Regions from separate parts of the Homo sapiens genome. Here region 1 is linked to region 2. The links are chromatin loops, found by intact Hi-C in ENCODE. Cell type or tissue: heart right ventricle. All regions are shown on one strand. Each heading gives the region's core, and the rest is flanking DNA. Links, peaks and the distances in the headings are about the cores only.

Region 1 (4,471 bases), core at 804-3,303, 640 kb before region 2:
ATTTTCCTGGCTCCAGAAAGAGGCTGTGGGGCACAGGTCCCCCACAATGAGGCTGTGAAGGGGAGAGAGGCAGGCCTGGGCCAGGCACAGGAGGACAACTAGGGCTTCTCAGGAGCTGTCTCAGCCAAGAGTCACACACTTGATACCTAAAATGGCTTCAGGAATCTTCCAAGACTGAAGACTTCCCCAGGTGTGGTCTAGGGCCTGCCTGCCTCAGAGCCATGAGCAGAGCCGGTCAAAAGGCTTCCTAGGGAATCCTACCCCAGACATTAAAATAGACTCTTGGTGCTGGCAGGTGGCTGGAATCTGCGTTTGTAGCCAAGTGCTCTTCCTGTGTGACTCAGCAAAGTGGGGGTGCATTTGGGGAACACCCGGGGCTGGGGCCTGAGTCCTCCACCCAAAGCCAGGTTTGATTCTTGCATTCCCCTCCCTGCCTTCCATCCAGACAGGCCCAAAGATGCAAGAGGCGTTGATCAGCCCATCTCCATCCATGCCTGTTGCCTCAGAGAGGGCCGACGGCTTTTAAAATGCTGTTGCCATAGCAACAGCATCCAGCCAGTGGGTACCACAGGCAGGGAGCCACAGAAACTGGGGTGCTGGGATGGAAACTGACTTGTGAGAGACCACAGCTACTGCTAGAAGGAAGGGGGGCAAAGCGGGCACAGGTAATCTAAGAATACTTGGGCGGGAGGAGTCCCCAAGGTTACCTTGTGCATCCCTCTGTCCCCAGAAAGAACTGTACCCCAACAATCTCTCCCCTCACTGCATCCCCTGGGGAAGAAGGGAATGCAGAAATGAAATGTCATAATGAGTAACAATGTATAAAAATATCGAATAATAACAGCTAACATTTCTTTTGCATTTTCTTTGTGCCTAGCTTTGAGCTAAATCCTCTAAAAGCTTTACAGGGCTTGTTGAATTTTTTTTACAACATTATGAGGACTGATTCCACCCTATTTTACTGAGGACAAAGCTGAAACTCAGAGAGATTTGGAGGTACCTTGCCCAGTGCCACAGTGAGGGGCAGAGCTGGACTTGATCTGGGCCTAGTTTATTGACTTTGCCCAAATATGCCCACAGTAGGGGCATGGCATGGCATGGCCTCCCCCAGAGATTCCCTGCGAGTGATGACATAGCTTTGAATCAGCAAAGCCTCAGCCCCTGAGAGACTGCTCTGAGGAGGCAGAGGCCACAGTGCCCCTCCATGGGATTTTTAAACAAAGTTTGAAGCCTGCTGTGGTGGAAGAAGATGGGCTTTCAAGGAACCCCAAGTCAGCCAGTGATGTGACTGTCAACATCCCACTGTGATGGGAACACTTTTTTCAAGCTCAAGGGGCTGGTAGGCAAGAGACAGAAAGAGAAGCACAGCCTGGAAGTCAGGCACTTCAGGTGCCACTCTGCCCTGTTGCTGATGGCCTGGTCACCCGAGGCAGGTTGCTTCCTCTCTCTGGTGCTCAGTTTACCCCATCTTTCCAATGGAGGCGTTGGATGGATGAGGATCTTTCTCATCTTGGAGAGCCCTGCTTTTGAATCCAGGCTTAACAGCCTAGTGCCTCTGAGTAGATAGGTGCTCCTCAGTTTTTCCATCTGTCCACTGGATTTGCCAAGCCTGCTGGGTCAGGAAAATAAGATCTCTGGATCCTTGTGTTCCACACCAAGACTTCTTCCTTTCCAGAGGAGTAGCCATCTTGTGAAGGAACAAAGCTTTGAAAAGACTTTTCACTGCTGGGCAGTGATGTGGGGCAGACATAGGACTGAGCCCCAATAGAAGTCTAGGCACTTTACAGTTCGCAAAGCACTTTTTGTCCATCTATTTCCCATCTGATATTTACTACAACCCTTTGGGTCACAGAAGTCATACTCTGAGATGGCCCCATTTTACAGATGGGAAGACTAAAGCCTGGAGAGGGGCAATGACTTGCCCAAGGTCACACAGCCAGGAAAGGGGCCAAGAAGGGGAAAGCACAGGGTCTGGGCCTGGTTCTGGATCAATGCCAAACCCAGGATTGTGGATGAGCGTGTGTTTTGTCAGCCACTTTGAGGTAGGCCCCTCACACCCTTGTGACACAGACAGGGTGGCTGTCACACCCACTTTAGACCCAGACAGGGTGGCTGGCTGGGGTCAGAATACAGTCTGACCTCATAAAGCAGAGATGTCCTGTTCTCCAGGGGCTGTGAATTGGCCTCCAGCCCAGGACAAATTTGCCTCGTCTCAAACCCCAGCTGAAAATAGCTCTCTGAGGCCAGAGCCAGAGAGTCCCCTGTAGGGTAAGTGCTCTGGATAGGCGGCAGGACTCTGGGGGTCCCATTGCCCTCTGCCTGGGGCATGCTGGGGAACTCTGGGTAGTCAGGTACTTCCTTAGGACCTCCTTTCCCCATCTGTGAAATGGAGGGATTAGGTCAGACCAGGAAGGAAAACTGGTGGTGTTTTGCATGTGGAATCTCTGACCTGCCCTTCCAGTCCTGCTTCCCTCTCTGTGCACTGACCATCCATCCAGGTACCCAGGCTGGAAACTTGCAAGTTGTCCTCAAACCTCCCCTTAACCCCTAAATCCACTCTCCTGATCTCTCTGTTATCTTCTACTTCTCTCTCCCTCCATCGTCCTCACCCTCATCCCAGCCTCCATCCTCTAGCCCCAGACAACTATAACAGGGTCCGCAGTGGTCTTCCTGCAGTCACTTGGATCCCCTTCATCTGTTCTCCACCCAGAAACTAGAGGGGTATTTCAAAATGTAATATAATGTCAGCCCCGCTTAACCCTGAACAGTAGCACCTCATAGCTCTCCAGATAGAAAATCCAACCTTTCTGTGATCTACAAAGCCTGTGTTGTCAGCCTCTGCCCTCCACTTCAGCCTCATCTCAATCTCCATGTCTTCTGAGTTCCAGAAGCACTAACTTGTTTTCATTTCCTCAGCCATTCCAAGCTTTTTCTGGGGTCAGGTTCCCCAGAAGTGGACCTAGGGGTGAGGATTCAGGTACAGGTGATTCATTGAAGAGGTGATCACAAGAGAAACCAGAAAGGCAAGCAGAACAGGGAAGGGAGGGAAGCCAAGGTGCAATTTCAGACCAAGTCCCTGCCTCTGCCTGACTGCGTGGGGGAACTCTGGAGGACATTTTACACCTCCAAGGCACTTCAGGCTTTCTGCAGAATCATGTGGCACAAAGCAGAGTCTGGTAGCTCCAGGGCAGACCTTGGAAGAGAGTTGCAAGTGTGGGCCCATAAAAGATAATATTCTGTATCAATAATATGTAAAAAGCTCTCACAGCTAAATACTACTATTAATAATAGTAAATTTTAAACTGGACAAAGGACCTGAATAGGCTTTTCTCCAAAGAAGATGTACAGATGGCCAATAAGCACATGACAAGATATTCAACATTACTGGCCATCAGGGAAATGCAAATCAAAACCACAAGGAGATATTGTTTCACATCCACAAAGATGGCTATAATAAAAAGACGTATAACAAGTGTTGGTGAAGATGTGGAGAAATCAGAACTCTCATACACTGCTGGTGGCAATGTAAAATGGTGCAACTACTTTGGCAAGCAGTTTGCCGGTTCCTCAAACTGTGAAACATCAAGTTATCATATGACCAAACAATTCCATTACTAGGTCAATACCCAAGAGAAATGAAAACATATCCACACAAAAATTTATACATGAATGCTTATTGAGAATTATTTCTGATAGTCAAAAAGTAGAAGCAACCCAAATGTTGATTAGCTGTTGAATGGATTTTTTAAAAACGGATTTTAAAAATATACACATAATGAAATATTATTTAGCCATTAAAAAGGAATGAAGTCACTTCCTAACATTTTACGAAGCCACTCTTATCCTGATATCAAAGCCAAATGTGGACATCACAAAGAAAATTACTAAACTTATGAATATACCTCATGAATATAAATGCAAAAATCCTCAACAAAATGCTAGCAAACCAAACATGACAGCATCTTAAAAGGATTATACAGCATGACCAAGTGGGATTTATTCTCGAAGTGCAAAGATAGCTAAACATAAGAAAATCAATCAGTGTAATATGCCAAATTAATGGAATAAAGGAAATTAAACCACACGACCATCTTAATCAATGCAGAAAAGGCATTTGACAAAACCCAATAGCTTTTCATGATAAAAACACTCAGAAAAATAGGAATAAAAGTGAACATACTCAACATGATAAAAGGCATTTATGAAAAACCCACAACCAACATCAAATTCAATGGTGAAAGACTAAAAGCTTTCTCTCTGAGGTCAGGAGAAAGACAAGAATGCCCACTTGCAGCACTGCTATTCAGTATTTTACTGTAAGTTCTAGCCAGCGCAGTTAGACAAGAAAAAGGGGAAAAAGGCATCCAACTGGAAAAGCAGAAGTAAAACTATTTATATATTTAAAAGATCAGATCTCATTATTTTATATCTCAAAAATCCCAAAGAATCCACACGAAAGCTACTACAGCTA
Region 2 (4,471 bases), core at 796-3,295:
CTCGTGGGATGGATTCAGAATGAACTGGACTGCCAGCAGCTGCCTGACTTATCTTAGCATCATTCTAGGGACCCAAAGGGCCCTCAGAGTCCCAGCCCTCCCCACCTCCACCTTGGCAAGTGCTCGGTGCAAGGACTTCAGCCTCTGGGTCCTGTTTTGCTTGCCAGTTTCTCTTGGTGCTTCCCCCAGCCACTTCCCAGGAGGCAAATTAATATCTTCCTTGGTAGCTGTGATCATTTAGAAATGAGGTCAAAATTAAAAGGTAGCTTGTTTTTCCCTGGCATTTCTCGACATCTCTGACTCTCCAGCAGCCTCTGCTCATGTGTGTCTCTTGGCGCTCCCTCCAAACTCTCCCACCACTGCCTCTTCCCTCACCTGGGTCTGGCCACCTAGAAGAGGAAGACGGGAGTCACCACAGTCCTAGTGGGAAAACAACTGCTGGGCTCTGGGGCAGGGACTCCCACATAGGGGCCACCTGAGAGCTTCTGTGTCAAAAGATCTGGGACCTGAGAATCATATTGACCGAAGCTCCCAGGCAATACTGAAGCTGGACCAAGTTTGGAAGCCTTAATCCTTGAGTTCAGAACCACAACCTACCTGCAAAGACAGGGAATACGTAGGGAGGGCTGGATTCCGTCCTGGGATCCCTTACAGCCCATCCCGCGTTTCACACACCTGTCCCCACCTTGGAAAAAGGCACTTCCAACTACCCAAGGCTTCAAGGCAATTTGATTTGATTTGATAAATAAATTAAATAAACCCTATTTTTTTTATTTATTTATTTTTATTTTTTTGAGACACAGTTTCACTCTGTTGCCCAGGCTGGAGTACAGTGGCATGATCCTGGCTCACTGCAACCTCTGCCTCATGGGTTTAAGCGATTCTCCTGCCTCAGCCTCTCGAGTAGCTGAGAATACAGATCCATGCCACGATGCCTGGCTGATTTTTGTATTTTTAGTAGAGGCAGGGTTTCACCATGTTGGCCAGGCTGGTCTCGAATTCCTGACCTCAGTTGATCCACCCACCTCCACCTCCCAAAGTGCTGGGATTACAGGCATGAGCCACCACGCCCCGCCAATCCTATTTTAAAATACATCCAGAATCCACCACCTCCACAGCCACCACCTTGGTCTGAGCCACCAGCAGCTGTCCCCTGATTCATGGCAACGGCGTCCTCTCTGGCCTTCTGACTGCCCTTCACGCCCTGCCCAGGCCCACTCTCCACCCAGCAGCGTGAGGATCTTATAAAAGGATGAGTCTGATTGTTTTCCTTGCCCTAGCTCACCCTTTCCACTGACCTCGCCTCTGCATGGCTGACTCCAACTCATCTTTCAGCTCCTGGTTTAAATGCTGCCTCATTGGAGGGAACTCCCCTGACAGCTGCAGCTAAGAGCAGCCTCCCCCTCCTCAGTCGTCCTTTCTGTCTGCCCTTTCTTGGTTTCCTTCACAGGACTTTGTAATTGTTTGTTGGTTTGTTGTTTACTTGCTTGGCACGCTGCCTCCTCTCTCTGGACGGTGGGGTCTCTAGGGGCAGAGCCTCACTTTTCTGTTTACTGCTCTCTCCCCGGCACCCAGCACAAGGCCACGGACAATGGGTGTCTGTATACAGTTCTAGAAGAACAGGAGGGCAATAACTGATTGGTCCAATTCATCGTTTTGAGTCGGGCTGCTTAGGTAAGGATGCTGTAGGCGCGATCACCATCCCATGGTCCAGTAGGCAGGTCTAGGAATGAGCAGGGTCTGGAGGTGGTCATGTCTGGAGAATGCAAGGATGGGATGCCCAGGACGCTGGCCCAGGCTCCCCTTAAGCTTCTGACCTGCGCTAGGATGAAGCCGAAAGCAAGGGAGAAAACTGAACATGCCTGTTCCCTACACACCCATTTTACAGATGAATAAATGGGTCCTCAACCTAGCCCTCACAGTGAGCAACTTCCAGAGGGCCAAGTCCCCCCAGCCCTACCCTCCAGACCTCATCCCTGAGCTGGCGGACCTCCCCACAGCTGGCGAGGGTCTCTGAGGGGACTGAGAGGTCATTGAGTCCAATCCCCCACCTCTGAGCCAGCCTGTGCAGCCCAGGTAGAGAACAGCGCTCCCACTGCATTTCCTAAGTCTAGGGACAAGCTTGGTGCTGTGGAATTTGGGACTAGAATTTAGGAGGTCTGAGTAGCCTCCCTTCTCCTCCCTGGGTCTCAGTTTCCCCTTCCTGGGGGCTCTGGGCGTCAGGCGGCCCGAGCGTGGTCTCTGGGGCCGCAGCCGCTCTCCACGGAGCGCTGGCGCCCCCTGCGGGAGCGGAACGGAAAGAGCAGGCCGGGCTCTCGTCGCCGCCGCGATTTTCCCACCGTCTCCTCCCAGGCGCCGGGAGGCGGCGGGAGCTGTCTGAAGGCGGAGGGCGGCCTCTTGGGGTCTGCAGCGCCACCAGGCCTGGAACCACAGACGAGACAGATTCACAGACACACAGAGACACAAACACCCACCGACCTCAAAGACTCCAGACCCCTAAACCATGCACACAGGTGCACCCACCCCTTCCCCAGGCAACCCCGGCCCCTTCCCGCGGTCCCAGGAGCCCCGAAGAGCAAAGGACAGCTGTTGGCAGAAGGCGTGGACAGAACTCGGACACGCGGGCCGGGTTTCCTCACGCGAGTGCGTCCTGGAGGCCGCTCAGAGGGTGGGAAGGAGAAGGGGAGGGGCTGGGCCTGCATAAGTCCCCCATACAAGAGACAGCCTGGGTCCCCATGTAACCACCCCGTGGGTTCACCTTGCCCGCTGCCCGGAGACAGCCAGATTTCTCAGAGCTGGCTGGACACGGGAGTTTTATTTGTACTCAAATCGGCCTCCCTGAAGATTCTGAGGCTGGAGTTTTTCAAGGATAGTTTGGCGGGCCAGGAAATGGGTGCTGCTGACTGGCTGGGGATGCAATCCCAGGGGTGTGGAAAATTGTCCTGGGGTGCTGAGTCCGCTTCTGGGTGGGGCCACAGGACTGGGGTGCCACCCGCACCCCCATGCCCCAGCCATTGGTAGTAAGAAATGCCAAAAAACCTGAAAACTTGTCTCAAAAAGTCAATCTTGGACTCTCCAAGAGTGATGTTATTTGCAGGAGTAACCGGAGAAGTTGCGAATCTTGTGGCCTCTGGAATAATGACTGATAATCGGTTACAGCTCCACCTTAGCAGAATGTAGGCACTTCTCATCTTCCTAACCTAGTGCTCTTTCATTATCTTTACAAAGGCGGTTTAGTTTGGGAGATGGGCTATTATCGTTTAAACTATAAACTAAATGTCTCCCAAAGTTAGCTTGGCCCAAGCCCAGGAATGCCTAAGGGCAGTTTAGAGGTGAAAGGCAAGATAGGGGTTGGTTAGATGGGTCTCTTTCACTGTCCTAATTTTCTTACTGTTATAATTTCTGCAAAGGCAGTTTCATCAAGGGAGAAGAGTGGGGCCAGGGACACAGCTGCCCCATCTCAGCATCACAGGAAGCCCTAAGAGAAATTCCAGGTGTGGGATAGAGACCCCTGGCATGACCATGGTGACCCCTCTCCTTTGTCAACCTCAACAGGGTTCACAAAAGTGTCCAGGCCCCCTCCCCCAACTCCCTTCCCCTCCCAGCCCCCACACCTGCCAGGAACCCCAGCAGTAGCCTGTGGATGGGGAGGAGGCAGAACAACAAATTCCTGGGTGTAGCCCTTAAGTTTGGAAATCAGGCTGGCTGGCTTTTTACTCATTCAGGTGGACTTGCAGCACTGGCTACATGCCATGTGTGTGCTGGGCACTGTGCACATTCTGTAATGAGCAGTCTCTGTCCTCCTGGAGCTTACCTGTATAATACCTCATATTATATAGGTAATATAATGCCAGTTGGTAATCCAGCAATTCCACTGTTAGGTATACCCAAGAGACATGAAAACATACAGATATGTCCCTATATGAGAGGTGTGTAAACCAGAGCAACTCTATCTTGAATGGGGCCAGGTAAAATCAGGCTGAGACCTACTGGTCTGCATTCCCAGACGGTTAAGGCATTCTAAGTCATAGGATCAGATAGAAGGTCAGCACAAGATTCAGGTCATAAAGACCTTGCTGATAATAGAGGTTGCAGTAAAGAAGCTCTTGCCAAAAGCAAGATGGTGACAAGAGTGACCTCTGGTCATCCTCACTGCTACACTCCCACCAGCGCCATGACAGTTTACAAATGCCTTGGCAACGTCAGGAAGTTACCCTATGTGGTCTAAAAAAGGGAGGCATAAATAATCCACCCCTTGTTTAGCATATCAAGAAATAACCATAAAACTGGGCAACCCGCAGCCCTCAGGGCTGTTCTGTCTATGGAGTGGTCATCCTTTTATTCCCTTACTTTCCTAATAAACTTGCTTTCACTTTACTCTGTGGACTTGCCCTGAATCCTTCCTTGTGTACGATCCAAGAACCCTCTCTTGGGGTCTGGATCGGGACCCCTTTCCTGTAACACCTATGTT

Evidence for each region. Hi-C counts contacts between places; a loop is a spot of excess contacts. Peaks named below come from ENCODE experiments on the same cell type or tissue, not always from the same donor. Only the 100,000 strongest peaks of a DNase experiment are listed, where the experiment ranks them.
Region 1: a loop joins it to region 2, with 5 times the contacts of the local background. A loop is called at or near these places in 62 of 110 quality-filtered maps.

Annotation. Positions count from the first base shown.
Region 1 is chr20:38,206,880-38,211,350 of GRCh38, reverse strand. KIAA1755 reads left to right here. Exons shown (of 14, transcript NM_001029864.2): 14 at 1-848. Among named protein-coding and RNA genes, the nearest start is that of TGM2, 44 kb to the right of the region's middle. In heart right ventricle, for the core only: no CTCF peak of the experiment used is centred there; a DNase peak (open chromatin) is centred at 2,180; H3K27ac peaks cover 2,415 bases.
Region 2 is chr20:37,562,434-37,566,904 of GRCh38, reverse strand. No RefSeq gene overlaps it. Among named protein-coding and RNA genes, the nearest start is that of LINC01746, 6.4 kb to the left of the region's middle. In heart right ventricle, for the core only: CTCF peaks have their summits at 2,075 and 2,278 (motif pointing left); a DNase peak (open chromatin) is centred at 2,300; H3K27me3 peaks cover 2,500 bases.